Linked DNA regions of Homo sapiens: region 1 is linked to region 2. A link is a loop called in an ENCODE intact Hi-C map of the cell type or tissue named here. Cell type or tissue: B cell. All regions are shown on one strand. Each heading gives the region's core, and the rest is flanking DNA. Links, peaks and the distances in the headings are about the cores only. Region 1 overlaps LOC105371912 (a long non-coding RNA gene). Region 2 holds the start of LINC01993 (long intergenic non-protein coding RNA 1993).

The links. Hi-C counts contacts between places; a loop is a spot of excess contacts. Peaks named below come from ENCODE experiments on the same cell type or tissue, not always from the same donor. Only the 100,000 strongest peaks of a DNase experiment are listed, where the experiment ranks them.
Region 1: it touches region 2 in a loop (4-fold over the local background); 6 of 110 quality-filtered maps call a loop at or near these places.

What each region holds. Positions count from the first base shown.
Region 1 is chr17:78,334,968-78,350,257 of GRCh38, reverse strand. LOC105371912 (a long non-coding RNA gene) reads right to left here. Exons shown (of 2, transcript NR_188632.1): 2 at 3,881-6,293. Among named protein-coding and RNA genes, the nearest start is that of SOCS3, 17 kb to the left of the region's middle. RefSeq lists silencers at 1,785-1,844, 8,023-8,132, 8,343-8,602, 11,166-11,275 and enhancers at 4,940-5,444, 7,471-7,976. In B cell, for the core only: no CTCF peak of the experiment used is centred there; DNase peaks (open chromatin) are centred at 6,567, 7,977, 8,497, 9,669 and 1 weaker place; H3K4me3 peaks cover 2,839 bases; H3K27ac peaks cover 2,365 bases.
Region 2 is chr17:78,270,028-78,285,317 of GRCh38, reverse strand. LINC01993 (long intergenic non-protein coding RNA 1993) reads left to right here and starts at 6,826. Exons shown (of 7, transcript NR_073178.1): 1 at 6,826-6,874; 2 at 13,351-14,066; 3 at 14,472-14,666. RefSeq lists enhancers at 6,293-7,126, 7,127-7,960, 8,522-8,571, 8,802-9,071, 12,397-13,086 and 1 more. In B cell, for the core only: no CTCF peak of the experiment used is centred there; DNase peaks (open chromatin) are centred at 6,651, 8,877 and 8,987; H3K27ac peaks cover 386 bases; H3K27me3 peaks cover 1,268 bases.

The sequences.
Region 1 (15,290 bases), core at 2,974-10,973, 66 kb before region 2:
GGGGTGCCCAGGAGGAAATGACCTCTAGTGGCTTCCCAGAAGAGGTGATGCGTAAGTTAAGGTGAAACAGCAGGTGTTCCTTCCACAGGCTTGGGAGAATGGGGCATTCTCAGAAACAGGGAAATAGCCCGGAAAAGGGAAACTTTGGGGAACTTCAAGAAGTTTGGTATGTCCCCATGGGCCCATCCATGCCAGACTCATCTTCTAAAAATATTGCTTTCATGATGTCATGCACACAGGCAGCCCATCCCTGTAGGATCTATACTGGTTCCCCCTGGCATTTTCCACTAAGCTGGGTTTCCAAAACCCTTCAACTGTAGCCCCAGTGGGAAGTTTACTCTGCCCCCACTCCACCCCACGCTAGGAGGCAAACTTCTTCCCATCAGGGTGGTCTTCTTCCCTGCCCACCATATTCATCACTTCCCTGCTCACTTGGGATTAGGAGCCCATGTTGGGGTTAGCCCTTCTTCCCAGCCAGCCCCTCCAATTCTCTCTTCTAGTTCTCCCTCTCTGCTGAGGATTTCTCCCTTCCTGCCTCCTCCCTGAAGCCTCCCACACCCTGGAGACCTCTCCTCCCTCCAAATGCATATTATATGTACAGCCTGCACCACTCATTCATCACCCGGTCACATGACTGTCCCCGTCCAAACTGGACTGTGAACTCTCAGATGGAAGAAATTCGCTCTTATTCATCCAATGATTATTAATATATATATATATTTTGAGACAGAGTCTCACTGTGTCGCCCAGGCTGGAGTGCAGTGGCATGATCTTGGCTCACTGCAACTTCTGCCTCCCAGGCTCAAGCAATTCACCTGCCTCAGCCTCCCGAGTAGCTGGGACTACCGCCATGTGCCACCAGGCCCGGCTAATTTTTGTACTTTTAGTAGAGATGGGGTTTGACCATGGTGGCCAGGCCGGTCTTGAACTCTTGGCCTCAGGTGATCCACCCACCTCAGCCTCCCAAAGTGCTGGGAACACAGGTCTGAGCCACCGTGCCCTGCCCAATGATTATTAATTGAATGCCAACTCCGTACCAGGCCCTATATCTTCTGCTTTTTTATGTTCCTCACAAAATCTAGCAGAATGGGTGATGCTTGCTGGAAACTCATCAAACACTGGCTCTGTGGCTGTACAAAAGACAAAATGTTCTTTAAATAATGGGGTTCCTGGATCATTAAAATATCACTTAATTCATAACTTTTTTTTTTTTTTTTTTTTGAGACGGATGGTCTCGCTCTGTCACCAGGCTGGAGTGCAGGAGTGCAATGGCGCAATCTCGGCTCACTGCAACCTCCGCCTCCCGGGTTCAAGTGATTCTCCTGCCTCAGCCTCCTGAGTAGCTGGGACTACAGGCGTGTGCCACCGTGCTCAGCTAATTTTTTTGGTATTTTTAGTAGAGATGGGGTTTCCCCATGTCGGCCAGGTTGGTCTCGATCTCTCGACCTTGTGATCCACCCGCCTTGACCTCCCAAAGTGCTGGGATTACAGGTGTGAGCCACAGCGCCCGGCATCATTCACAACTTTTACTTCCAGAAGCAAACAGGCATCTTTTATTTTTAGTACCATGTGTTTGCATAAATAGCACTTTTGTTTTTTCAAAATGCATTTTAATAGGTGATCTCATTCCGTCCTTCCTCCATGCCTCAGATGTAAGGCAGGTAAAATAAAATATACCACACTTTCCAGATGAGTAAACTAAGCTGTAGAGGAGTTTAGGCTTGCCTCAGATCACAGATAAGCAGTGAGAGAAGCAGAAACGGACCACCTCTCAGCTGATGTCAAATCCAGTGCCCTCTCCACTGTTACTTGCTTAAGTACTGCCCCTCCTACGTGTGAGAACCCTCCCCAGTGCCAGGACCTCTGCTTGGCAGCTACTGTGAAGGCTCCCCCAGGGATCTAAATGACAGCTAGGTCCACTCTTGGCTCTCATCAGAGTCCAGGTCAGCCTGGGGAACAGTCCTGGGCTGCCATTCCGTCCACCCAGACCCTGGGGGGTTGCAGGGAACACCAGAGTCCTCCCAGCTCCTAGCAGGTGGGGAGCCCCAGGTGTTCAGGGCTAGTGCTCCCAATGGATATACAATTCCCAAGGCAACCCCAGCAAGATCTCTGGCCAGCCCAATGTCCAAGGTTTGGCCCGAAGCCTCAGAGAACGCCAGATCCCTCTAACCCATCCGTTCTGGAAACTTGGTGAAGGTGGAGGAGATGACCTCTCTGTTTCCTCCTGTTGTAGAATTCTATGAAAAGGAGGCCGGAGGGACAGGAGCTGGCACCAGGAGGAAGGCAGGCTGATTTTCAAGAGTGGTCCTCTAGCTATTCACTGCCTTTTTTAGTGTCCCTTGGCCACCTGGTGAAAGTAGGCAAGAGGATGTGGTAGAAAGGCTACCCAGAAGAACTCAGAGACCGCCGGCACTGCACAATGCTGGGGGAGGGACAGTGAGGGCTATGGAGCCCTCACTTTGGGGCTTCCCCACCAGACCCCTCAGGCCATCACAGGGCTGGCGCTTGGCTGAGAACTCAGTAAGGACCCTGACCAGGCTCCAGCCAGAGTCCTGGAGTGGAGGGGAGGAGCCCAGGAGAGCAGCCCAGACCCTCCCTCGGGCACCCTTCCAGGCCTCTCCAGTCTAAGAGAAGGAGCTGAGAAGGTCAGCAAACTGGCCCAGCTGCAGCAAGAGACCTTGTGCCCACACCAGGATGGAAACAGAGCTGGTCAGACCTGAGTGGGGGAGGAGAGAGGCCTTCACCTGGGGCCCTGGGGCCCTGGGACCATCAGGCCAGGCTCTGTGGCTGGAAGGAGAGATGCCTGGAGAGGAGTCAATTAAAAGAGCCACCTCTGTAATCCCAGCACTTTGGGAGGCCAAGGTGGGGGGGATCACCTGAGGTCAGGAGTTCAAGACCAGCCTGGCCAACATGGTGAAACCCCATCTCTACTAAAAATACAAAAAAAATTAACTGTTTGTGGTGGTGCATGCCTATAGTCCCAGCTACTTGGGAGACTGAGGCAGGAGAATCGCTTGAAGCTGGGTCGCAGAGGTTGCAATGAGCCGAGATCACTCCACTGCACTCCAGCGTGGTGACAGAGCAAGACTCTAGAAAGAGAGAGAGAAAGAAAGAAAGAGAGAGAGAAAGAAAGAAGAAAAAGAAAGAAAGGAAGGAAGAAGGAAAGGAAGGAAAGAAAAGAAAGAAGAAAGGGAAGGAAGGAAGGAAGAAAGGAAGGAAAGAAAGGAAAGAGAAAGGAAAGAAAGGAAAGAAAGGAAAGGAAGAGAAAGGAAGAGAAAGAAGGAAAGAAAGAAAGGAAAGGAAAGAAAGAGCCAGAGGCCAGGTAGAGGCTGCAGCACCCTCCGCAGGACGCGGCCAGAGATGACTGGAGGACCTCCCAGATGCACAGGGTGTATACACGTTGCTGCATGCACACACCACTCTGCGCATTCTGAGTGCCATGCGTAAAGGTGACGGTTAACACTATCCTGGGGATGTGCACCGGGCACCATCCTTCTGTGGAGCGATGAGTGATAGTGAATCACCCCAGACCAGGTTCCCACTGTGAGCAAAACAGCCAAGCAGGAGACCAACCAAGTAGGATTCAGGGTTCCAAGCTTTCCTCCAGTAGGACAAAGCTGGCCCAGATCAGGATCAAACAGTAATCTTGGCCCTAGAGGCAGGATTCTAGCAACTGAGTCAGCCTGCCCAGAATGTGGGTGCAACTCTGCTTTCTGCTCTCAGGTGTCCCCCTTGCTGGTCTTGAGGGTTCTATGGGAAATAGAAGAGAACTGCATGAGAATGCTATTGGCCTTGATATCTCCATGTCTGTGGAGTAAGAATAAGACAGGTCACCATCCTGAAGCCCTCTCCTTGGCCCCAGCTATGAAAGAAAGAGTTCTCTCGCCCAGCGGGTTTTATTTATTTCACAACACTTTTATGGCTGTGCTTCCAGTGTGCCAAGCACTATTCTAAGCACCTGAAACGTACTGACCCATGGAGGTCTCCAGCAACTCCATGAGTTACGTACTATTCTTGTCCCTATTTTCTCAGTGGGTGAAACTGCAAAACAGGGATGTAATGTAACTTGCCCAAGGTCACACAGCTCACCAGGAGTAGAGCTGGGATCCAAACCTAGGCAGCAGGGCTCCAACGCCCCTGCCTGTGGCCAGGGCCCTCGCTGTGCCTCTTGGCCCAGCCCCACCAAGGCACTGGACATGGGCACTGGAGCCCTGGATCAGGAGAGGACAAGTGGTAAGGGCAGGGTGTGGGAAAGCTGGGCTCCAGTTCCAGATCACTGCTGCTGCCTATGACCCTGGGCAGGCACCCAACCGCCCTGCCTTGTTCCTAATCTATACACGGGGATTTCAATAAAACCTGCTTTAGGCACTGTGGTGAGGATGAGACGAGACCATATCTTGAGTTTGTTATTATTAACAGGGTCTCCCTGGGACCCAGCAAGATTCAGACCCTTCTCATTCATCCGACATCCAAGCTCACCCGCTCTTGTGGGGGGGAATAGGTAGCCGCTTCTTCCAAGGCTCAGCCACTAGGTCTCCGGCTTCCTGTCCGGGTGCGAGGAGGAAGTTGAGGAAGCATTCCTTCCTGTCCCTCCTTGGTCTCTTCCAAGTCTTTTCTTTACGTGCCTCATGCATTTCCCTCTTGTTTTTCCCAGCTGCCCTGTGTTTGACATTTGGTGATTGTATTCCTTTCCTGGGACAGCCGTAACAAAACGCCACAAACTCAGCAGCTTCAAACAACCAAAATGGATTCTCTCACAGCTCTGGAGGCCAGAAGGCCAACACTCAAGGTGTACTGGGACCGTGCTCCCTCTGAAGCCCCCAGGGAAGAATGACTTCCTTGCCCCTGCCAGCTCCTGGTGGTGGCCGGCGGTCCTGCTCGCTCCTTGGCTTGTAGACACATCTCTCCCATCTCTGCCTCCACCACCGCGTGGCCTTCTCTGTGTGTCTGTGTCCAGATTTCCCTCATATAAGGGCATCAGTCATTGGACTGGGGCCATCCTCATACAACATGCTGTTAGCCTTGATCTCCCCAGGCCTGTGGAGTACATCTTAATTACATCTGCAAAGACCCTCTTTCCAAACAAAGTCACATTTGTAGGTTCCATGCAGACATGAATTTGGTGGGGGGGGACGCCATTCGACCCAGTACAGTGGTCCTGTAGGATCTCACATTGAGAACGTTCTTTCTTTCCTTTCGTCTTCCAAGAAAAGCCTAAGAGAGGTCCACTTCCTTGCTGTTGGGTAGAGGGACAAGTGAAATGCCACTTTATGCTCTGCTAAAGACGCCCTGAGCACTGAAGACAGGCTGGAAAGACGCCCAGGGATGGAGCCCAGCAGATGGCCTGGCCACCAGCAGGGCTCAGACGCAGGCTGTGTAGCCAGGGGCGTTCCTCCCCTCTGAGCTACCTGGCGTGGCCTGGCGTGCCCCAGACATTGCCTCACTTAGCTGCGGGATGCTTCCTGCGTTTCTCTGGTGAAGAGCTTCAGTCTTTACAACCTCAGATGACCCCTCACACAAGAAACATCATGCTCTAGAAAGCTTATTTTGAGCTTCCACAGGCAAGGGGGGTGGGAGGTGGAACCGTGGAGCTGGATGTGGGAAGTAGGGACAGTGCCACAGTTCCTTGGCAGCGTCACCTAGGGGAAAGTTGAGGTGATGCCCAAGAGCCAGCCAGCTCTTTCCAAAGCCCTGGAGTATCTGATGGGGAGGTGGAGACCCCATCTCTCAGAAGCTCCTTTCTTTTTTTTTTTTTTTTTTGAAATGGAGTCTCACTCTGTCGCCCAGGCTGGAGTGCAATGGCACGATCTTGGCTCACTGCAACCTCCGCCTCCCGGGTTCAAGCGATTCTCCTGCCTCAGCCTCCCGAGTAGCTGGGATTACAGGTGCCTGCCACCATGCCCGGCTAATTTTGTATTTTTAGTAGAGATGGGGTTTCTCCATGTTGGTCAGGCTGGTCTTGAACTCCCACCCTCAGGTGGTTCGCTCGCCTCAGCCTCCCAAAGTGCTGGGATTACAGGCATGAGCCACCACGCCCAGATAGAAGCTCCTTGCAAATCCATCCACCTGGTTGGAGAGCTGGGCCTTTCATCTGCACTCTTAGTCACTGCACCCTCATCATCGTCAGGCAGCGTGATACAGAAAGCCCTGTCTGGTCTTCAGTAGCTGAAGGGAAGGTTCTCAGCTACTCTCCAAGCCCTCGCCAATCAGGGTCTGCAGTCCCAGCTCTGGGCAGCAGGTAAACGTCTTTCCCGGAGCAGCTCTCTGGGGCACCCAGGTCGGACTTGCAGAGCCTGAGAAAGGAGAGAGGGAGGATGCCAAGAAGGCATGGGGTTATGCCCTTACCTGAACCACAGGAAGGGGACCGCCCTGCCCCAGCATACCGGCAGCTGCTCTTCCAGGGACAGGAAGTCAGCTGAGTACCGAGCAAGCCGCATGCCCATGTGGCTGGGGGGTGGGGGCACCTGGGCAGTCAGCTGGGCCATCCACCACTCTTCCGGGCCACACTGGTTCCCACGCTCATAGGCCAGATGGAGTGGGGATCGGGAGCCAGCGGGGAAACCCAGTTTGCATCCCAGGACTCTAAATCCGCTCCCCATCTGTACAATGGGGATAACAACAGTTCCCGTTTTCTTGGGTGGTTGTGACAGTTCAGTGAGCAAACGCCCATATGGCGTAGTACATGGTGAGTGCTCAGTCAACACTGGCGGCTCTGATGCCCTCCAAAAGGGGCTGAGCCCCTGGACAGCCTTTTTTTTTTCTTGTAAATAACCTGGCATTTAGGTAGTGGCCCAACCTGCTTAGGGAAGAGGAGCCACCTTCCAGGCAGCCTCATCTGGTCTACTAGCTGTCTCAGGAAATCAGTGACAGCACAGCCCCTCCGCCCCCCAGTACACACACACTGGGCCCTGGCAACGGGAGGCAAGTTCTCTCTGAGTCCTCCCTACACCAGGGGCCTCTCTGGCCGGGCAGCCCAACCACAGGACAATCAGGCTTTGGGCCAGGAAGTTACAGTAAGTCAGGCCCGCCCTTCCCCACATGGGGTACCGCTGCTTCCCTGGTCCCAAGCCTCGGCTCCCCTAGAGGAAGAGAAGGGGGATCAAGACCCCTTCTCAACCCTCCCCCACCCCACTGTGCTCTGAATCCCACCCCAAGGACATGCTGGTCTTTCCAGAGATTTTCAGAGGCTGCCTCTTGCTGGCAACTTAGCAGCCCCAGCTGCACAGGGCAGCTGAAGCCGCAACTGAATTTGGGAGGAGAGGCTGACTCACCCCAGCCAGGCTGGGCCTCCGCTAATATTCTTGGGTCGCAGCCTGGGATTCCTGCAGGTTCCGACAATAGGCTGGACCATCCTCTTGTAGGAGGCGGGGTTCAAAGTAACCCCAAGCGCGGGGAGGGGAGCTCTGGCAGGGGCGTCCATGTGTCCAGGACTCTAGGCCTGGGGGTTGGGGGTGACATCGGCACGCCCCCCTCCCCAGGCCTGATGCAGGAGGAAGGAGGTGTGGGACAGGGAAAGAGGACCGCGTTTGGAGTGCACACGGCACATTACATAATTATTCTATTTTAATATAACAAGCCTGGATGGTAGCTATGACTAATCTCTAGTTAATAGGTGAGGAAACCGAGGCCGGGAGAGGTTAAGGAGTTAGGGGTGGGTGGAGGGCCGGTGAGGGGTGGCGGCTGTGACGGGCAGAGCGTGAGGCCAGGCCCCTTGGAAACTCCCCCTCAGCCTCCGTGTCCACCTAAGCTACCAGTGCGGGGCCTGCGGCTGCGGCCCGTGGGCTGTGCAGGCTCAGAGCCCCGGGACCCGCAGGCCCCAGGCCTGCATGTGTGAGCGCAGGAGGCGGGGAGGCAGACACCGCATTTCCACAGGACCCTGCGGGATCAGGGCGCAGACCGGGCGGCGGGGTCCCTCGGGGCCTCCCCTGGCCCCAGCACCTCCCGCCCGCCGCCGCGGGGTTCTTCCAGTCCATGCCAACCTGGCTCGAGCAGGACAAGGTGATCGAGGCTCAGCGGCCCCTGGTCCCCCAGCCCCACGCCCGGCCCGTGGCCATGGCAACCGCTGCGCTGTGGCTCCCTCGCCGGGCAACGGAGAGAGGGGAAGGGAACGCGCCCGGCCGCGCCGCCGGCTGCGAATTCCTCAGGCCTTCCATCAGCCCCGCCGGCCCCGACGGGCTTCCTCGCGGGCTGTGAGGTCAGCGCCCGGCTCCACCCGCCTCGGGCTGGCCCCGCGCCCGGGATCCCGGTCCCGGCCCCGCGCCCCGCCCCCACCCCGCCCGCGGACCCGCCCACCCGGGTCCTCGCGTCCCAGGGCCGGGCCCGCACCCCGCAGCCCCTCCCGGTCCACGCGCGGGCCCCGGCTCCCCGGCGAGTCCTGCAGCTGGGGCGGCCCCTGGCGCCCGCCACCCGGCCGAGCCCTATTTCGGGCGCTGGCGCTGCGGGCCGGGGCAGCCCTGCCCGGAAGGGAGGCTATTCTGGGCCGGGCCGCCCGAGCAGCTGCGGCCCCGGGCTTCCCGGCAGGGTGTGCGGCGCGGGACCGAGGGCACACCAGGGCAGGGCTCCCCTCCCTCCCCAGCGCCGCACCTTCCTCCCAGGCCGCGCCTAGCTCTCTCGCCTTTTTGGCCAGACCCAGGTCCTTCCTTAGGCCAGGAACATTCCCTAGTGCCAGGTCGCTGAGAATGTCCAGAGGCTAAGGCCATCCGGTGCCCTACCCCAGTGCCCTCCGGGCAGGTGCCTTGCCCTGAGCCTGTCCGCCCTGGGCCCCACTTCCTTCTTTTTCTTGATTTATTTTATTTTATTTTATTTATTATTTTTTTTTTAGACAGGGCCTCGCTCTGTTGCCCAGGCTGGAGTGCAGTGGCACTATCTCAGCTCACTGCAACCTCTACCTCCCCGGTTCAGGCGATTCTCCTGCCTCAGCTTCCCGGGTAGCTGGGACTACAGGCACGCGCCACCATACCTGGCTAGTTTTTGTATTTTTAGTAGAGATGGGGTTTCACCATGTTGACCAGGGTAGGGTGGTTTCGAACTCCTGACCTCAAGTGATCGGCCTGCCTCGGCCTCCCAAAGTGCTGGGATTACAGGCATGAGCCACCGCGCCCGGCCCCCACTTCCTTTCTAGGGTGGTCTTCCCAACACCCTGTGCTGACCTGGGTTCAGCCCTTGTCCCCATGTGCTACTTCTCTGCCCATCCTAACTCTAACGACCTTCCTGCCATGGGTCCATTTGGTCTGTGTTGAATCCGCAGTGCCCAGCACAGGATGGCTGCTTCCAAAATGGGTGTGTCATGAAAGCTGTTAAACCATCACATTCAGTATCACATTGCGGACACCAGCCCCTAAGGGGCTTTTTACATACAACCAGCAAACCCATATGAGGACTAGAGGTCCAGCTGCCCTCTTGCCCCCTTGCCCCACCAGAGTGAGTGACCACATCCACGGGTGGTGGCGGCTTGGTGGAAGAAGCTGTGGGTACTTGCATACGTGGCCCTGGTCGCCTTGGGTTCACCCTGTAACCTTAGGACCATATGCTGAACTCCTAGGGGCCACACTTTGCAGTCTGGCCCACATCAATGATTGCAAGGAGACAAAATATGTGCTGCACCATGAGAATGCAGGTCGCCCACATTTCACCCACAATCCAACCCACATCTCTCCCTCCCAAGCAAAAGATCTCCCTGGGATGGTGTCTGAGGATGCTCGGGGGAGAGGAGGAGGGCAGCTGACGCCCATCCATGCCCACTCTCTGCCAGGTGTTTTACATATGTCATGTTATTTAGCCTGGCCTCTCAAACTTTCACGTCAGCACCAATCACCTGGATCTTGTTAAACTGCAGACTGATTCATCTGGCTGGGGTGGGCCATGAGATGCTGCATTTCTGAGCAGCTCTAGGTAGACTCTATCTTGCCAGGACTCTGCCACACTGGAACTGGGAGGGGGAATCCACACAGCAGTTCTCTGAGCTCATCTGCCTGGTTTTCAAACGAAGAATCTGAGGTTTAGAGTCATTAAGAAGCTTGTTGAGCAGTCAGGCCAGCACCCTGACTGACTGGCCACAGAGAATGTCCCCCAGATCCTAAACCCACTCTCTATGACCCCAGAGAGTCTTCCCCAGGCAGTTTACACCCCTTAGCTTCCTTTTGTTTTTGAGGCAGGGTCTCCTTCTGTCACCCAGGCTGGAGTGCAGTGGCATGATCATAGCTCATTGCAGCCCCTGCCCCCTAGGCTCAATGGATCCTCCTGCCGCAACCTCCTGAATAGCTGGGACTACAGGCATGTGCCACCACACCTGGCTAATTTTTCTATTTTTTTGTAGAGACGGTGGGGGTGGGGGGGGGGTCTCCCTATGTTGCTTACACTGGTCTCGAACTCCTGGGCTCAAGCCATCCTCCCGCCTTAGCCTCCTAAAGTGCTGTGATTACAGGCATGAGCCACTGTGCCCAGTCATCCTTCCTTTTTAAAGAAAGTTGACTGAGCGAGGTGGCTGTTGCCTGTAATTTCAGCACTTTGGGAGGCAGAGGTGGGAGGATCACATGAAGCCATGAGTTTGAGACCAGTCTGGCCAACATGGTGAAACCCCATCTCTACTAAAAATACAAAAATTAGCCAGGCATGGTGGGGTCCACCTGTAGTCCCAGCTACTCAGGAGGCTGAGGCATGAGAATTGCTTGAACCCAGGAGGCAGAGGTTGCAGTAAGCTGAGATCGTGCCACTGCACTCCAGCCTGGGTGACAGAGTGAGACTCCATCTCAAAAAAAAAAAAAAAAAAAGTTATCACACTAATACATTGTATTACATGTGTACTAAATATATAGCTATCCTCAAGGAAAATTAATAAAATATTGAACTCATCCCCATGCCCAGTCCAACTAACTCAGTTCACTGCCCAGAAAAATAAATATTATCCACAAGTGGCTACTAATTCTTTAATTAACTAGATAGCTGAATTGAATAGTTTTATTTATAACTTGGATTATTGCTGTAGAATACGGGTTAAAAGGTTTGGCAAGAGCTACCCAAACTTGGGATGGAAATCTGCTGAGAGGAGCCTAGTCTGCTGAGAGAGAGAGAAAGAAAGTACCATTCAAATATGAGCCCAGGGAGAGGCAGGAAACCACTTTCTCCCCAGGACTCTGTACTACAATCTTTCAGGGCGTGCTGGACAGGTGAGGGGAAACCTAAACGCGCCAATGCCCTCCTTCATGAATAAGTAACAGCCGCCCAGTGCTTTGACTCATTCGTCAATAGAGAGTTCACTTCCTGACAAAGAAGCCAGCGCCTTCACACTCACATGTAAGTGACGGAGTAATCAATTGACGATTAATTACAGAGGAAGTTACCAGGAATATAGAATTGCTCTATCAAAATTCAGCGGCTAAGGCAGTATTTTTCAGGTGTGCTTCTGTTATGGAGATCAGACCTGCAGCTGAAATAAACCAGAGTGGTGGTGTTTCCTGAAAGAATATGTCTGCTCAATCTTGGGGGGCTTCCAGTTGGGGGGGGGAGCCTGGGAAGACTGGGTCAGATCCTGGTGTCATCATCCTCCGACTAGGCTGTCATTGTGTCATCTGTAAAACGAGGATGCTGACCTCTACAGAGGGCTCTGGTGAGGTCCCTGGGTTCCTGGCCTGACACATAGTGGGGGCTCAACTGGAGATTCTTCCTTCTCCTGTCACCTGCTCACCAGCACCCCCCTCTGACTGCCCCCAAACCCACTCCTCAATTCTGGAGTTGAAAGGAACCTTACAAGGCTGGTTTCTTTTACAGATGGGTACTTTGACAGACTTGGGTAATTGGGTAAAAGTCAGAGATCTCAATTTCTTTTTTAAGAGACAGGGTCAGCTGGACATGGTGGCTCATGCTTGTAATCCCAGGAATTTGGGAGGCTGAGGCAGGTGGATCACCTGTTCAAGACCAGCCTGGCCAACATGGTGAAACCCCATCTCTACTAAAATTACAAAAATTAGCCAGGCGTGGTGGCTTGCATCTGTAGTCCCAGCCACTGGGGAGATCTGAGGCAGGAGAATTGCTTGAACCCGGGAGGCGGAAGTTGCAGTGAGCCAAGATTGAGCCACTGCACTCCAGCCTGGGCGACAGAGCAAGACTCCATCTCAAGCAAAAAAGAGACAGGGTCTCACTTTGTCACCCAGGCTGGAGTGCAATGGTGTGATCATAGCTCACTGCAGTCTCAACCTCCTGAGTTCAAGTGATCCCCCAACCTCAGCCTCTCAAGTAGCTAGAACCACAGGTGTGCACTACCACGCCTGGCTGATTTTAATTTTTTTGCAGAGACGGGGGTCTCACTATGTTGCCCAGGCTGGTCTTGAACTCCTGGCCTTAAGTGATCCTCCGGCTTCGGCCTTCTGAAGTGCTGGGATTACAGGCATGAGCCACTGCACCCACCCAGTGATCTCATTTCTGAACAGGGAAGGGGCAGAGGGCCCACACAGGGAGTAGGGTTGGGGTAGAGTGAGAAGGGAAAGGAGAAGGGGAAGGTGACTGGGAATTCTCACCCATTCTCACTTCTGCTTTGTGGGTTAGAAACACTGAGCTGCCTCATCCTCCTGTCTCTGAACTTCCTTCACAGCCCATTGGGCCATTTGCATATGTCTCGTTGAAATTCCGGATCACGGCGTCACTGCCTCCTCCCCATGGCCCCCAGAGGGTGACCGGAGCATCACTAGGAGCCAAAGAATGGGGATGAGCAGTGCGGGGTAGTGTTGACCGCCCCAACTTTCCCATGGTGACTCACTCTTATTCAATAGACAGACCATTTTCCTAGAATGTTGCAACAGGGGTATTAGGGTTTTTCCAGAGCTTTCCACTCTCGATTACCCAACCCTGAGCCCCTCGCGTGGAACTCGAGGTGATCCCCGCTAGTGAGGGCTGGACATTTGCCTCTGGCCTTGGCATCCCCTTCATCTTGAACTTTCTCAAGGGGCAGAGCCAGCCTCCCGAGATGGGTTCTGTGCACCCCGGTTGTGCCCGCAGTAGGCTCCTGGACTGTTTTTCTTTCTTAATACATATTTGTTTAATGGATGGGATGACTGGAAATTACTTATCCCTGACGAAGAAACAGGAAGGCAAACAGTTTTACATTTCTTTTTACAAAAACTGTCTTGAGTTTTACCCTGTTCGTCTTTCTTCACTTTAGATTGTGAAGTTTCCAACTCTAACTCCTAAAAATCTTAGTGGAGAGATTCTAAACCCTTCGAGGGTGAGATCAAATCTCCTTCCTCCTTTCTCTCCCCAATCCCTGGTTCATAGTTATGTACTAGGTGCTTAATAGATCTTATTGTATTGGATTATTTTAAAAGTCATTATTTTATACAAAAGATTAGCTGTGCATAGTGGTGGGCGCCTGTAATCCCAGCTATTTGGGAGGCTGAAGCAGGAGAATCACTTGAACCCAAGAGGAGGAGGTTGCAGTGAGCCTGAGATCATGCCATTACGCTCCAGCCTGAGCAACAGAGTGAGACTCCATCTCAAAAAGAAAAAAAAAAAAGTTATTATTTTAAAAGTCAGCCGCTTATAGAGTCAGGCGTGTTAGGTATCATCAATGAAGCCTGGGCTGAGTTCAGGAATCCCGAACCTGTTTGGGTGCATTTGAGCTGATTGCCTTGTCAAAAAGTTCAGTAATGGCTCTGGCAAACTATGGCTTTGCGAGAGTTGGTGGAGGGGATTATAATGGTCTTTATTCCAAGGGAAAGTCTACTGCTTGAGCAGGGCACACCGGCTGGTGCCTGTAGTTCCAGGTACTCAGGAGGCCGAGGCAGGAGGATCACTTGAGCCCAGGACTTCAAGGCTGCAGTGAGTGAGCTACGATCAAGTCAATCCACTGTAGCCTGGGTGACAGAGCCAGACCCTGTCTCTCTGTCTTTCTCTCTCTTTTTTTGGGGGGGTGGGGCGGGATGGGATCTGGCTCTGTAGCCCAGGCTGGAGTGCAGTGGCAGGATCTCGGCTCACTACAACCTCCATCTCCCGATGGCGGTCTGGCCAGATGGGGTCTGGCTTTGTCACCCAGGCTGGAGTGCAGTGGCTTCATCTCTACTCACTGCAACCTCCATCAAGTGGTTCTCCTGCCTCAGCCTCCCTAGTAGCTGGGATTACAGGCGTGAGCCACCATGCCCGACCTAAGACCCTGTGTCTTAAATTTTTTTTTAAGTCTATTGTTTGAACCCCAGGAAAGGAATTTCATTGTGGGGTCACTCTTCATACAGGATGATTCCCTGTGAGTTTATAATAGCTCAGGAAGAGATACTGGAAATTATCACATAGGTACCCTATACTTTAGGGGAAATTTCTCCAAAAAGAAATGCTGGCCAAAAAAAGAAAGCTGTAGGTTCTAAAAAGGAAAATGGTAAGGTAGACCAAAAAAAATCCACAATTCAGACAATTCAATCACAAAAGATTTCTATGAGAAAGAGGCCAGGCATGGTGGCTCATGCCTGTAATCCCAGCACTTTGGGAGGCCCAGGCGGGTGGATCACCTGAGGTCAGGAGTTCGACACCAGCCTGAGCAACCTGGAGAAACCCCGTCTCTACTAAAAATAGAAAAAATTAGCTGGGTATGGTGGTGCACGCCTGTAATCCCAGCTACTCGGGAGGCTGAGGCAGGAGAATTGCTTGAACCCAGGAGGTGGAGGCTGCAGTGAGCCGAGATCACGCCATTGCATTCTAGCCTGGGCGACAACAGTGAAACTCCGTCTCGAAAAAAAAAAAAAGAGAAAGAAAGTTGGTAGGGGTACAAAATAAAGCACTGATACCTTCTAGGGAGCTGAGCTCATATTTCAAAAGGACAGAGAAGAGGGCAGGAGGGAGGGAGGACTCTCAACCACAAGTGAAGGCAAAAGAGCCCCTTGAGCCTGATGGGAGGGGCTGGGGTGCTATTAACCCTCAGCTCCCAATAAAACCTCTAAGAAAACAAAAATGGCTTGGAAGGTTGTAGTCACGGCTACAAGGACGAGCGAAGGACAGACCCAGTCCTTAGCTGAGAAGACCGAATCGTGTCAGATGACAGAAGAGGAAAGAGAATAAAGACCACCGTTATTGAGCGCCTATGTGTACTGGTGCATCCCCAACGCCTGTCCATCCTAAAGCTCTGTCCATCTCCCAACACAGACCAGGGGCAGTTGCTTCCTTCCTACCAGGGAGCAGCTCAGAGGCTAAGACCCTGCCACTGCTTGAAGCATCTCCCAGGGGAATGCAGATCTGCCCCAGGTTCTACCTGCTCCCCTGTCAAACTCCGAGAGAAAGTAGGGTGAGGGTAGGAGGGATCTGAAATCCAGGAT
Region 2 (15,290 bases), core at 4,207-12,206:
AAAAAAAAAAAAAAAAAAAAAGGATCCATGAGCGGTCACTTCCCATTTCCCCTTCCCTCCCCCAGCCCCTGACAACCACTCGTCTACTTTCTGTCTATGGAAATTTACTTTTTCTAGATATTTTTAATTTTTGTTTTTGTTTTTGTTTTTTCGGACAGGGTCTCACTCTGTTGTCTAGGCTGGAGTGCAACAGCATGATCATGGCTCACTGCAGCCTCAACCTCTTGGGTTCAAGGGATCCTCCTGCCTCAGCCTCCCAAGTAGCCAGGACTACAGGTGCACACCACCATGCCTGCCTAATTTTTAAGTTATTTGTAGAGATGGGGGTCTTGCTATGTTACCCAGGCTGGCCTCAAACTCCTGAGCTCAAGCGACCCTCCCACCTCAGCCTCCCAAAGTACTGGGATAACAGGTGTGAACCACCACACCTAGCCTTTTTCTGGCTATTTAATTTCAATGGGATCATACAGTATGTGGATCAAAAGTATACATCGTTTGTGTCTGGCTTTTTTTACTTTTATTTTTTGAGATGGAGTCTCGCTCTGTTGCCCAGGCTGGAGTGCAGTGGCACGATATTGACTCACCAAAACCTCTGCCTCCTGGCTTCAAACGATTCTCCTGTCTCGGCCTCCCCAGTAGCTGGGATTACAGGCATGCGCCACCATGCCCAGCTAATTTTGTATTTTTAGTAGAGACAGGGTTTCACCATGTTGGCCAGGCTGGTCTTGAACTCCTGACCTTGTGATCTGCCCGCCTCGGCCTCCCAAAGTGCTGGGATTACAGGAGTGAGCCACCGCACCTGGCTGTATCTGGCTTCTTTCGTGGAGCATAATGTCTCGAAGGCTCATCCGAGTTGCAGTGTGTATGAGAACTGCATTCTCTTTACGGCCAAGCAGTGTTCTACAGTGTGGTTACCACACATTGTATCCGTGCACTCATCAGGCGATGGACCAGCCCACGTTCTCTGAGACGGGCTGACTTGGACTCTGAAATGTTAAGCAACTTGCTCTCCAGGAGTCCTGTGAAGAAGTTGCTTCATCCTTTTGAAGTCTGCCCAGGAGCCCTAACTGCTAGACCAGGCTCCCCAGCTGCTGGTCTCATCAGGATAGCAATGGAGAGTTCACTTTTTCCGAGAAGGATGTTTTATGTGTTTACAGGCATTCTGTAGTTATGTTTATTATTTACGGTCAGGTTTAGGGACATAAAATTGCCACTGTATTGTTGGGAGTAAATTTTATTTCCGTGGTTTTAACACACACACACAAATAATAATCATATTAGTAGCTGAATATTGTCATAATTCTGTAGGATATAAATTTTACTGCAATAACAACTATAAAATACCAAGAACCCACTGCAGCAGGATTATTAGGAATAAATGTTACTGCTGCTTCCAAAACACAAACGATCACTCCATTGGCGGCTGCAAAGAGCCCTCACACTGGTGAGTATAAATGTGCTATGTGAGCAACTCTAAAACCCACAATACTCAACCACTGTGGTGGGATGATTGCGAATCCATTTTATGTCTCCAATGAAGACAAAAATAAAATGAATGATGCCTTTTGTAGTTAAATTTTCAATCATCTTGCCGGCAAGAATGTTTTACTGCTACAATTGTAAAACCATAAAATGCAAAAAGAAGAAGCCATTTCAGCCCCAGGAAAGACGAAATGATAAAAATGCACCTTTATCTGTGAGAAATGTATGGTTGGGGCAGGAAAATCGTTCTTATAGACGTGAATTTGGAGGGCCGGGCGTGGTGGCTCACGCCTGTAATCCCAGCACTTTGGGAGGCCGAGGCAGGTGGATCACCTGAGGTCAGGAGTTCGAGACTAGCCCAGCCAACATGGTGAAACCCCGTTGTACTAAAAATACAAAAATTAGCCAGGCGTGGTGGTGCACGGCAGCTACGCGGGAGGCTGAGGCAGGAGAATTGCTTGAACCCAAGAGACAGAGGTTGCTGTGACCTGGGATCATGCCACTGCAATCCAGCCTGGGCATTAAGAGTGAAACTCTGTCTCAAAAAAAAAAAGATGTGAATTTGGAAGAGGGTGGGACTAGGATTGCCAGATAAAACACAGGATGCTCAGTTAAATTTGAATTTCAGAGAAACAACAAATACATTTTTTTTTATTTTTGAGGCACAGTCTCACTCTGTCACTCAAGCTGGAGTGCAGTGACATGATCTTGGCTCACTGCAACCTCCACCTCCTGGGTTCAAGCAATTCTCATGCCTCAGCCCTCTGGTAGCTGGGATTACAGGTGCTCGCCACCAGGCCCGGCTAATTTTTGTATTAGTAGAGATGGGTTTTTGCCATGTTGGCCAGGCTGGTCTCGAACTCCTGACCTCAAGTGATCCACCCACCTCAGCCTCCCAAAGTGCTGGGATTACAGGTGTGAGCCCACACGCCTGGCCAAATACATTTTTTAGAGTAAGTATCTCTCTCATATTGCATGGGATATACTTACACTAAAAATGTATTTGTTATTTCTCTGAAATTCAAATTTAACTAGGTGTCTTGGTTTTTTGTTTGCTTTTTTACTAAATTTGGCCACCTTTGGCTGGCCTGAAGAACAAGGATGGACCATGGACCTCCAAGCCCATCTGTGAACACTTTTTTTGTTTTGTTCTGTTTTTTTTTTTTTTTGAGACGGAGGCTCGCTCTGTCACCAGGCTGGAGTGCAGTGGCGCAGTCTCAGCTCACTGCAACCTCTGCCTCCTGGGTTCAAGCGATTTTTCTGCCTCAGCCTCCGGAGTAGCCACCACACCCAGCTAATTTTTGTATTTTTAGTGGAGATGGGGTTTCATCATGTTGGCCAGGATGATCTCGATATCTTTTTTTTTTTTTTGAAACGGAGTCTCGCTGTGTCGCCCAGGCTGGAGTGCAGTGTCGCAATCTCGGCTCACTGCAAGCTCCACCTCCCGGGTTCACACCATTCTCCTGCCTCAGCCTCCCGAGTAGCTGGGACTACAGGCATCCATCACCATGCCCGGCTAATTTTTTGTATTTTTTTTTTTTTTTTAGTAGAGACGGGGTTTCACCATGTTAGGCAGGATGGTCTCGATCTCCTGACCTCGTGATCCGCCTGCCTTGGCCTCCCGAAGTGCTGGGATTACAGGTGTGAACCACCGTGCCCGGCCTGATCTCGATACCTTGACCTCATGATCCGTCCGCCTTGGCCTCCCAAAGTGCTGGGATTACAGGAGTGAGCCACTGCTCCCGGCCCACTTTTTTTTTTTTTTTTTTTTGAGACAGGGTCTCACTCACTCTGTCACCCAGGTTACATACAGTACAGTGGTGCAGTCATGGTTCACTACCATCTCAACCTCCTGGGCTCAAGTGATCCTCCCACCTCAGCCTCCCAAGCAGCTGGGACTACAGGTGTTCACCACCATGCCCAGCCACAAGTAAACTCTTACAGTGAAGAACTGCTGGGATCCCAGGGGTTATTTGGAGGCTTAGAGCTAGCCAGGCAGGGCGCTTTTGGTCTCAGGTGGCTGAACTTGTCCCTAAGGCTTTAGGCGAGGTATGGTGGGGAGCTCAGGAGCTGCTGCCACAGCCTTGGCAGGGACCATTGAAGCGCAAAGGCACAACGAGTGGCGCTGACCGGGATTCACACCCACGTGCACGTCAGCCTCACACTATGCTACTAAGTCGGGGGTGGTGCTGCTGATTCACAGCAGGAGAGTAGAAGGAGCTGGTCCTGGGCCACACAGCCAAACAGAGACCTGCGAGAGCTTTAAAGCCCCCAGTCCCTTCCCCTGGGCTGCAGGGTGAGGCCCTGACCAGGTCTGTAGAGGGCAACTGCATTCGGGGCTCCAGAGTGTGCTAACTTGGGAGGCTACACCTTCTGTCCTTAAAAGCTTTACAGAAGGCCTGGCTTCCCGACCTTCGCCCCAGGTACCCGAGAGTGAAAATCAGCCCCAAGTCTTAAAGAGCCAGGGCTTGTTTTGGAGTAAAAACTGCACGATTCAGTTTTGATCGCCCACTTACTCCTAGGCCTAGTAGCAAATGGATTTCAGCTGCTGCCAAAAAAAAAACATCCACCTTCACAGAAGAGCGGCTTTGCCCCTTCCTCCCCCACCAGAAAACCAATAAGAACAGGAGGCAGTGAGGAGAGGTGAACTCCAGGGAACCCCTGGAATAGGCTCAACCCCTAGCGGGGCCTCCACGGGTGAGGACCTCCGTTCCCATGATTGTTACATAAACCTCTAGGCCCCATCACAGCCCCACCTTGTAGTTTCGCTGAGTTTGGGTGGTGGGTTTTGGGGGGTTGCCCTGAAGGAGAACACCACAGACCCCTGGGTCTGCAGAGCACCCAGAAGATGCCCTCCCCCACTCTGTCCCCACTCCCAGCCTCCCCAACACAGGTACCCAGGCACCAAAACACATATAGCTTTTCCTTAATGCAAATTAGATGGAAATATAACAGCATTCCCAAAATACACTGTTGGGGCTCAGAAAATATGGCGCCTTGACAAGAAGGGGCCCCAAGGTCTCTCTGACCTACCTCCAGCCCCATGTCTTCCCAAAGCACAGGATGAGGCTGTTCTCGGACTTTCCTTAACTACCTAGAAACCAGACTGGCCAAGAGGAACACAATTGCCTTCCCTGAAATGTTATTAACCGGAGAAGATTAAAACTCACATCACAAAGGAAGAGGCTGCAATGAACCACCACACCTAGAGCCCAGACCAACTTCCTCCCAAACCATTGTCTGTTCTTTGGTCCTATTTGATTCCCAAAGAGAATTATTCACTAACCATTGTCTGAGCAAGGGGCCCATTCATTTCATTTCCCCCCAAAAATCATTGACTTTGCCTCAAAGAGGTGGTTTCCCACCACCTCTTCTCCCATGAGGAAGGGCATGGCAGGTTCTGGACCCCTCTGGATTACTGGGTAATCACGTCCGGGGAGTCCTGTGCTATGCAGTTACAGTAAATTTTGTGAGCCTTTTCTCCTATGAATCTGCCTTTTGTCCGCTGATTTTTCGGCGAAGCTTCAGAGGGCAAAGGGCAGCTTTCTCTTCCTAACCCAGAATCCGACCACTTCTCAGCCCTTCCACTGCCACCCCTGGCCGCAGCCCCTGGCATCTCCTGCCCGGGGAACTTGGTTCCCTCCGTGCTCTGCCTGTTTCCACCACAACCTCCCCAGGGCACCTGGGTTGATGTTGCAGGGCCCCCTCCCACTACATGGCCCCTGCACAGACCATACTCTTCCCAAGGCCCAGGGCTCCCTGTGCCTGGCTCCAGCCTCCTTATGGTTTCTGGAACATACACCGGTGTGTCCTCCTTGCTCATCCTGACTTGTCACCTGTATCTTTCTCTCCCTACTGGAGCCCTGCAAAGCAGGCATTTTCATCTGCTGGGATATCCCCAGCCCCTGGAACAGCCCAGGCTCATAATAGACACCGAGTTTGCAGAATAAGTGAATGAATGGGAGACTGAAGGAGTGAGCTTGCTTGTACACAACCACCTCTCAGAACACACATGCATCTGTCTGCACCGGTCTGTCATTTTGAATTCTGGGGCAGGGAGGAGTGCCATTGATTTGCTTCATTCATTCGCCTGGTGGTGTGTGTCCCTCCCTTTTGACTATAGCTTACCTGGCATGCACCTTCTTCCTCACTGCCCCAAGGCCTGACCTGGAGTCCGGCCTGCCATAGGCGCCCCTGCATTCCTGCTGATGACCAGAGGGCTTCAGTGGTCTTGCCTGGAGAGAGTGACCAGTTGTGGTTGGGTCTCATTTGCATGTGCTTTGCATAATGCTTTGCATAACCTCCTACAAGCCACATTGAGCAGGGAAGGTGGGGTGCAGAGAGGACTGGCCCTGGGGCCCCCTGAGAGCTGACCCCTGCAGCAGATGTTCTGGGGTTTGGGGCTCCTTGGGGACCAGCTCCACCTGGTGCCAGTCTCCCCAGGCCAGGTTAGGGGTGCAGATCTGGACACAGTGAGGGTGAGGGTACAGGCTTCCCTCGCCAGACGCGGCTTCTCCCTTCCTCTCCCTGGGAAAGGGGAGGCCTCACTGCAAGCCCCAGGAACCTGCCCCAAGGCCCTCCGAAGTTCAGGCCCTGCCTCCCTGCACTGAAGAGGCTGGGGTTGGGGGGCAAGTGTCACCCACGCCTCAGAGTGAGCCCTAGATCTGAGGAGAGACAAGATGGGGAGGAGGGGAAGGGGGTCAGCTCAGAGGGCAGCCCTGCCCACTCTGCCATGTCCCAGCTTTCAGACGTGGCTGAGAGGACATGAGATGCCCCGCTCCCCGGAGCGGGTCACAGAACTCGGGGTAAGTTTCTGGTCTGCCTACCTGGCAGATGCCCCTAGAGAGTGGCCTCCCCAACAGCACCGACCACCCCAGGGCAGGTGGGGAGCAGCGTCCCCCACCCCATGACCCCGGCCAGCCTGGCCACCCTGCTGGGCCACATGGTGCCACAGGTCAGCAGGGGTCTTCAGGCCATGTGAGGAAGGTGTCTGGGCTGGTGGCCAGGCTGGGTGGGAGGGGTGGGGGCAGGTGGAGCTGGGTGGGTGATTGGGTGACCTCGACCCCTCAGCAGGCTGCACCAACCCTGGCTGGAGCTGCCACTGGCCTCAGCTTCCCTTCTCAGCAACTGTGACCTCAAGCAGCTGCTGCACCTGTTGGGTGTGGGTGAGCCCGGCTCTTCTTTCCCTTCCAGGGGAGGAGTCAGCCCAGGAGTCAACTACGAGGTCGGGGAGGGGATTAAGGAGCTGAGAACAGGAGACAGCAGAGGGGACAGGCTGTCTTCAAGCACAGCTGGCACCTGGGGAAAGCCGCCTCCTCCCTCCCACTGCCCCCACCCCCGCTTGTTACTGGAAATGAGGAGAGCCTCCCAGGTCCCAGCAGAGCTGCTGCTGGTAAGTCCCTTCCCCAGCGGCCCCTCCACCCCTCACAGGCCCAGCTGTGCCAGCCCAGCCTGGGCCCTACTCCCGGCTCCTGCTTTAGGTGGTCTCCTGTGGCCTGAGGCCCTGGGGGTGGGCAGGGGTAGGCACCCAGGCCCAGAGGCTCTGCGCCTGTCTCCAGGCTTCCCTGCTGCCTGGGCTCTGTGGTGGGAGGCGGGGTTGCAGGTGAGGGGAGTCCTCCGTAATCAACCCCGGTTTATAGGAATTGGGGCCCCAGTGCCCAGACTCATGGGCCTCCAGGGGAGCAGGTGGGAGGCTCTGCCCAGCCCACCTCCCTCTGAGTATGGATCTGAGGTCACACACACCTGGCTGGAAGTGACTTATCCTGTGAACCTCAGCGTCCTTACCTGTAAAAGGTAACAAAATTCTCTCTTCCTCCAAGTGGCTGAGAAAGGTAGAAAAACAGAGTAAGAGCAGCTGGTCCCAGCCCCGTGAGCACCGGCCGGGACCCCTCGGGTGGGATCCCATCGTACCATCTCTGCCCATGATCCAAGGAGACCATTTCAGAGAGGCTGAACAACATGCCGGGCTCAGGGCACGGGGCAGGCTTTAGTTTTGCCACAGCCAGCCGGCTGGTGAGCAGGGGCGGGGCAGCCGTGGGCCTGGAGAGTGGGGGCGACTTCTTCCTACCCCCTCCCAGAAGGAGAAAGCCCACATTTTTAGGTACCACAGCAGCCCTTTTGGGCAACAGGCTTCCCCTTTTTTTTTTTTTTTGGAGACAGAGTCTTGCCCTGTCGCCCAGGCTGGAGTGCAGTGGTGTGATCTCGGCTGACTGCAACCTCCGCCTCCCAGGTTCAAGCAATTCTCCTGCCTCAGTCTCCCGAGTAGATGGGATTACGCCCACCACCATGCCCGGCTAATTTTTGTATTTTTAGTAGAGACGACAGGGTTCCACCATGTTGGCCAGACTGGTCTGGAACTCCTGACCTCAGATGATCCACCCACCTTGGCCTCCCAAAGTGCTGGGATTACAGGTGTGAGCCACTGTACCCGACCCTCTTTTTTTAAAAAAACCTTTTAAGTTCAGGGGTCCACGTGCAGGTTTGTTATATAGGTAAGCCCGTGACATTGGGGTTTGTTGTACAGATTATTTCAGCACGCAGGTACTAAGTCTAGTACGCATTAGTTATTTTTCCTGATCCTCTTCCTCCTCCCAGCCTCCACCCTCTGATAGGATCCAGGGTCGGCTGGTCTATTCTATGCAGATTCTTAGAAATATCAACTGAGACCGGGTGCGGTGGCTCATTCCTGTAATCCCAGCACTTTGGGAGGCCGAGGTGGGCGGATCACCTGAGGTCAGGAGTTTGAGACCAGCCTGGCCAACATGGCAAAACCCCGTCTCTACTAAAAATAACAAAATTAGCTGGGCATGGTGGCACCTGTAATCCCAGCTACTCAGGAGGCTGAGGCAGGAGAATTGCTTGAACCTGGGAGGCGGAGGTTGCAGTGAGCCGAGATCGCACCACTGCACTCCAGCCTGGGTGACAGAGCAAGACTCCATCTCAAAAAAAAAAAAAAAAAAAAAAAGATAAATACCCCTGATGGAATGCAAGGGGAAAGTTCCGCCCTTAGCCCATCAATCCTGGCAGGTGCTCCACCCTCCCACCTGGGGACCCAGGTGGCAACCGGCAGAGCGAGCTCAGAAACTCCACGTCAAGGTAGCAAAGCAGCATCCGCCTGGGTCCCCTAAGGGAGTAGGGCTGCATAGACCGGGTGCACCCGCCCTGGGCTGTTACAGAAGGAGAAATAAACTTCTCCACAAGCCACAGCTGCTATTGTTGGCTACCGTGCTGCAGCTGCTGAGCTGGTATGTGTCTTTGTGTGACTGGCTGATTTCACTTAGTGTGATGTCTCCAAGGTTCATCCACATGATAGCATAGGTCAGAATTTCCTTCCTTTGTTAAGGCTGAATAATATTCCACAGTATGGATAGACCATAGTTTGTTTATCCATTCATGTATCCATGGACACTAGGGTTGCTTCTATCTTTTGGCTATTGCAAATGAATAATGCTGCTATGAACGCGGGTGAACATATCTCTTTGAGTTCTGCAGCTGCTGAGCCTACCTGAACTAGCGCCAGTTACAAGAAACAGAAACTCACCTCAAACCAGCCGAAGTCAAATGGAGCCTGAAATGCAAACTAAAACCACAAGACGACGCCACTCAATACCTATTAGGACGGCTACTATTTTTTTTAAAAAAAAAACAACAGAAAATAACAAGTGTTGGTGAAGATGTGGAGAAATTGGAATCCTGTGCACTCAATTTTTTTTTTTGAGGTGGAGTCTCACTGTCATCCAGGCTGGAGTGCAGTGGCACTATCTCGGCCCACCACAACCTCCACCTCCTGGATTCAAGCGATTCTCGTGCCTCAGCCTCCTGAGTAGCTGGGATTACAGGCATGCTTCACCATGGCCCGACTAATTTTTATATTTTTAGTAGAGACGGGGTTTCACCATGTTGGCCAGGCCGGTCTCAAACTCCTGACCTCAAGTGATCCACCCGCCATGGCCTCCCAAAGTGCTGGGATTACAGGTGTGAGCCACAGCGCTTGGCCCTGTGCACTCAATTTTGGTGGGAATGGAAAATGGTACAATTGCTGTGGAAAACAGTGTGGTGAGATGCTCCAAAAATTAAACATAGAATTAGCGTATAACCCAGCACTTCCACTCCTGTATCTATCCCCAAAAGAATTAAAAGCAGAGACTCAGAGATATGTTCACCCACGTTCATAGCAGCATTATTCATTTGCAATAGCCAGAAGATAGAAGCAACCCTAGTATCCATGGATGCATGAATGGATAAACAAACTATGGTCTATCCATACGGTGGAATATTATTCAGCCTTAAAAAGGAAGGAAATTCTGACCTATGCTATCACGTGGATGCACCTTGAAGACATCACACTAAATGAAATCAGCCAGTCACACAAAGACACATACCGTGTGATTCCACTCATGTGAGATTGTTAGATTTATAGAGACAGAAAATAGCATGGTGGTTGCCAGGGGTTGGGGTCCAGGGGAATGGGGAGCTAGTGTTAATTAATGGGGACAGTTTCAGTTTGGGAAGATTAGAATGTTCAGGAGCTGGAGAGCAACTGTGCAACAGTGGTAATTACTTAATGCCACTGAACTGTACACTTGAAAATGGTTAAAATGGTAAATTTTGTTATGTGTGTATATATACATATATCTTTACATAAATTATTTGTTTTACATATGGGAAAAAAAAGTTTAAAAAATACACTTTACCAAGGGAAAAAAAACAGGTTAGACAAATATGGGAAAATAATAATAATTGTGGAATCTGGGTGATGTTCTATGGGGATTCATTACACCCTTCTGCCTATTTTTATTTATTTTTACTTATTTATTTTTTTGAGATGGAGTCTCGCTCTGTCGCCCAGGCTGGAGTGCAGTGGCGCTATCTCGGCTCACTGCAAGCTCTGCCTCCTGGGTTCACGCCATTCTCCTGCCTCAGCCTCTCGAGTAGCTGGGACTACAGGCGCCCGCCACCAAACCCGGCTAATTTTTTTTGTATTTTTAGTAGAGATGGGGTTTCACCATGTTAGCCAGGATGGTCTCGATCTCCTGACCTCGTGATCTACCTGCCTCTGCCTCCCAAAGTGCTGGGATTACAGGCGTGAGCCACCGTGCCCGGCCCCTTCTGCCTATTTTTAAAAAAATATTTTCATGGTCCTGGTGCAGTGGCTTACGCCCATAATCCCAGCACTTTAGGAGGCCGAGGTGGGCAGATCACCTGAGTCCAGGAGTTTGAGACCAGCCTAGCCAACATGGCAAAACCCCGTATCTACTAAAAATACAAAAATTAGCTGGGCGTGGTGGCAGAAGCCTGTAGTCCCAGCTACTCGGGGGGGCTGAAGCAAGAGAATTGCTTAAACCCGAGAGGTGGAGGTTGCAGTGAGCTGAGATCACACCACTGCACTTCAGCCAGCCTGGGCGACAGAACAAGACTCGGTCTCAAAAAAAAATTTTTTTTTTCATAATAAAAACTAAAAACAAATAAGGGGAGGATGGAATGATCAGTCCTGCTTCTTCACTCCCTTGTAGTAGAATTATGCATTCACATCCTTGACTTGGGGCATAGCTATGGGACTTGCTTTGATCAGTGGGATGTCAGGGGATATGGAGTGAGTAGACTTGAACTGTGCTTGCACAATGAACTTGCTCTCTTTCACTGCTGAAGTCACCCTGGAAGGAACACGCCTCAGGTAGCTTGCTGGGCCGAGGTTGATAAGAAACATGTGAAGCAAACCTGGACCCAACTCACAGCCCAGACGCCAGCCAGCTAATCCAAGCCTGGATCTGGTGAACCCCCACAGACCCACAGAGATGTGAGCAAAACAAATGCTTATTGTAGAATGCCACCAGGATTGCGGGGCTGCTTGTTACACAGCCTGATTATGGCACTCACTAACTGATATAGGGAGTTTCTCAGGAAACCCAAGAGAAGCCACTAGTCAGTATTGTGACTGACAGTGGCACTCTGGTTAACCTATGCAGAAAAGGAATTCAGTGGGGGTAACCGTTAGCATAGAATGGGCTGCATAGGGTATCGAGGCTGGATACTCACTGCATGCTGTGACACAGTGCTGTCTGGCTCTACCACAACCCTTGGGAACAATCCTAAATTACTCTTTTTTTATTTTTTATTTTTTTTTGAGACAGAGTCTTGCTGTGTCGCCCAGGCTGGAGTGCAGTGACCTGATCTTGGCTCACTGCAACCTCCACCTCCCAGGTTCAAGCGATTCTCCTGTCTCAGCCTCCCGAGTAGCTGGGATTATAGGTGTGCACCACCACACCTGACTAATTTTTGCATTTTTAGTAGACACAGGGTTTCACCATATTGGCCAGGCTTGTCTCAAACTCCTGGTCTCCAGTGATCCACCTGCCTCGGCCTCCCAAAATGCTGGGGTTACAGGCGCAAGCCACCACACCTGGCCCCTAAATTACTCTTGAACTTGGCATCTCATCTTCACGATTAAACATTCAGGTGGAAGCATTTAATGTAATCATTTTGGTCACATTCCCAGGAGTCAGTTTTCAGAGCCTGGGAAAGGGAGCAGGGACCCCCAGGACCCTACCTCCAACGTAGAAAGGGTATTTGGACACCAGGCAACCAAAAGGGCAAATGGCTACCACTGGCAGGAATGCAGGAGGGGCTGAAGACAGGTGTGAGCTCTCGGCAGGAGTTGGGGGGCCTGATCCTACCTCCTGCTGTTCCCCCATGTCCCCTCTGTTTTGAACTCAGAGCTTCGGACAAGAGCCCCCTCCTGCTGTCTGAAGGGCACCAGTGTGGCTGCCCGCTGCTCCCAGGTTCCACGTGCCTAGCTTCAGCCACCTGGAGGGAGACTGATTCCTCTTCCTCATTCCAGTTCTCATTTCTGGAGCCAAGTGAACGCCATTCGGAGAAATGTCCCTCGGCTTCCACTGTCTCCAGGCAAAGGGTAGGAAGGAGTGGTTCCCAGAGGCCGAGATGAGGACTCAGATGAAGCCACAGGTGTCTGCAGCTGTGTGGAGCTCTGGCAGATGCAGGCGGAGACTTGCCTCTGACATAGGGAGTTGTTGACGTCCCAGCTAAGTCAGCTGAGAACAGAAAGCCAGTGACGCAAACAACTCCAACCCACGGGACGGCTCGGGGGCTGGGGTGAGGCATGCAGAGTACACCTGACTGATCCCAGTGCAACTCACAGGGCGGCTGGAGGGTTATCCCAGCCCAACTCTAGGACAGCTGGAGGGCTGGGGAAAGGCATGCAGAGTATGCCAACCAATCCCAGCCCTGGACAGAGAGGCATGGAGAGGGCTATTGTGATACCCAACCTTGTTTTAACCTGAATTGACTCTCCCTTAGCTGAGAGAGCCAGACAGACTCCATCTTGGCTCCTTCACTTACAGCCCCTTACCCACCCCCTTCCTCAAGGACTTAACTTGTGCAAGCAGACTGCCAGCACATCCAAGGATGCAATTAACTGATAAGATACTGTGGCAAGTTATATCCGCAGTTCCTAGGAATTCGCCCGGTTGATAGCACCCAGAGTCCCCGCGTTTGTATCCGGTTGATAACACTCAAAGCCCCGCGTCTATCACCTTGTAATACATTTAAAGCCCCTGCACCTGGAACTGTTTGCTTTCCCGTAACCATTTATCCTTTTAACTTTTTTGTCTGCTTTGCTTCTGTAAGATTGTTTTAACTAGACTCCCCCCACCGCCCCTTTCTAAAACAAAGTATAAAAGAAAATCTAGCCCCTTCTTTGGGGTGGAGAGAATTTTGAGCACTAGCCTGAATTCGTCTCAGAGAGTGGCGTTTCTCTACAACTCGCTTGATCACAACTCTGTGAGGGAGGCAGATAGAGGAAGGAACACCCACGCCCCCAACTGCACTGTCCCCCACCCCCATGTTCTGCAGGTGCCTCCCACTGTGGGCTCCACAGAGGCAGAGGATGAGGGAGCCACTGATACCTCCCTGTAAGGCAGCCTCCCTGAGCGAGCAGGAGCAGGTCAGGGGTGAGTGTGGAATGATGACAGCCCAGGGCATCCTAGGCCCCCGGGGCAAGAGCAAGCTCCCTGTGCTTCCTGACCCCCGCCTCATTTGCAGATACATGTGCTCATGTCGGGAGATACCTGGAGTCATCTCAACTCCTGTCCCCCATTCCGCAGGTCCACAAGTCACCAGGTTCCATTCCCCTTCCCCTCCACATATCTCAGAGCTGTCACAGACTCTCCATGCCCCATTTCAGGGGTCTTGGCCCAGGCCTTGTCATGCCTTATCTGGACCAAGAGCAATGGTCCCCAACCAGCTCCACCCAGGTACCCCCTGCCCCGCCCATGTCCCCCACAGTTGCACCATGCCTGCTGGCACCTGCCCTCTCTTCACTGGTGCTCCAGCAGCTGCAGAGGCAGGGCTGAACCCTGGGCCCGCTCTCAGGGCCCCCACCTCCTGCTCATCCTCCACATGGCCCAAGCCCTTCATGACTGTTTGCCTCTTGCCCACATCTTCCATGTTGACGTCGCCTGGGACTGGAGGATGCATCAGAGCACGGATCCTTGAGCCAGCTTAAAAACGGTGTGTGAGGCCGGGCACGGTGGCTCACGCCTGTAATCCCAGCACTTTGGGAGGCCGAGGTGAGTGGATCACCTGAGGTCAGGAGCTTAAGACCAGCCTGGCCAACATGGTGAAATCCCATCTCTACTAAAAATACAAAAATTAGCCAGGTGTGGTGGCACATGCCTGTAATCCCAGCTACTCGGGAGGCTAAGGCAGGAGAATCGCTTGAACCTGGGAGGCAGAGGTTGCAGTGAGCCAAGATTGCGCCATTGCACTCCAGCCTGGGCAACTGAGAGAGATTCTATCTCAAAAAAACAAACAAACAAACCCGATGTGTGAGTCTAACTTTGCCACTCAGCTTCCTCACATTCATTTCCTTCATTCACTCATTCATTCAATCAACAAAGCTTTATCTGTGCCAGGTTCTGCCCTGAGGCTCTGCAGACCCAGCTGGGGAACAAGCCCACCCCCTGTCTTCACAGGGTCTACAGGAGTTAGTGCATGCAGTGTGCTTAGGACAGGGCCTGCTGGAGGAATGTTTACTACTACTATTAATGACTGGTACCCGGGGCTAGTGATCCAGCATTTCCTGCCTAGCGCCTTGTCCATTCCATGAGAACCGGCCCTCCTCAGCCTCACCAGGGACATCGACATGTCTGACCCCCTGCAGCCTGCAGGCAAGAACGCTTTCGTCTTTTCCTGTCACTCCCTAGTTCCCGAAAAGGGGCTGGGGCTCAGGCGGTGGGGTGGGCTGGACTGAAGGAGCCCAGGACCAGAGTCTATCCTGCAAGGGAACTGCTCCCAAGACTGAGCCACACCCACCCCCACTCCTGGAGAGGCCCCCATCTTGCCTCTTAGAAGACAGAGCAGAGTTGAGTCTAAGGGGTGCTGCCCCCCCTCCCCATACCAGAAATCAGGACAGAACCACAGCAGGGTGCCAAGTTGGGGCTCAGCTCCCCCACTTCCTCCTGAGCAGGAGAGAGCAGGTACTAGGCAAAGGCCGAGCCCCTGGTCCCGCTGAGCAGCCATGGGTGTGAATTGAATGTCTGGTGCGGCCCCAGCCGGCAAACGGGCCCCACGCAGGCTTCCATCCTCCATCATCTGCAGCAAAGCGTTTCCAGTCAATAAGCTGGCTAATTAATTCTCTTCAAAGACCTCTCAATTATTCATCCTGGGCTACAGAGAGAACAATTACAGCATCTCCTTGCTCACTCTGGCTGCAGAAGTGAGGCTGGGCCTGGGCCACGGAGCCCCCTGAGCCCCTGCAGCCTGGGGTGTCCCCAGGGGCCCCTCCACCTGGC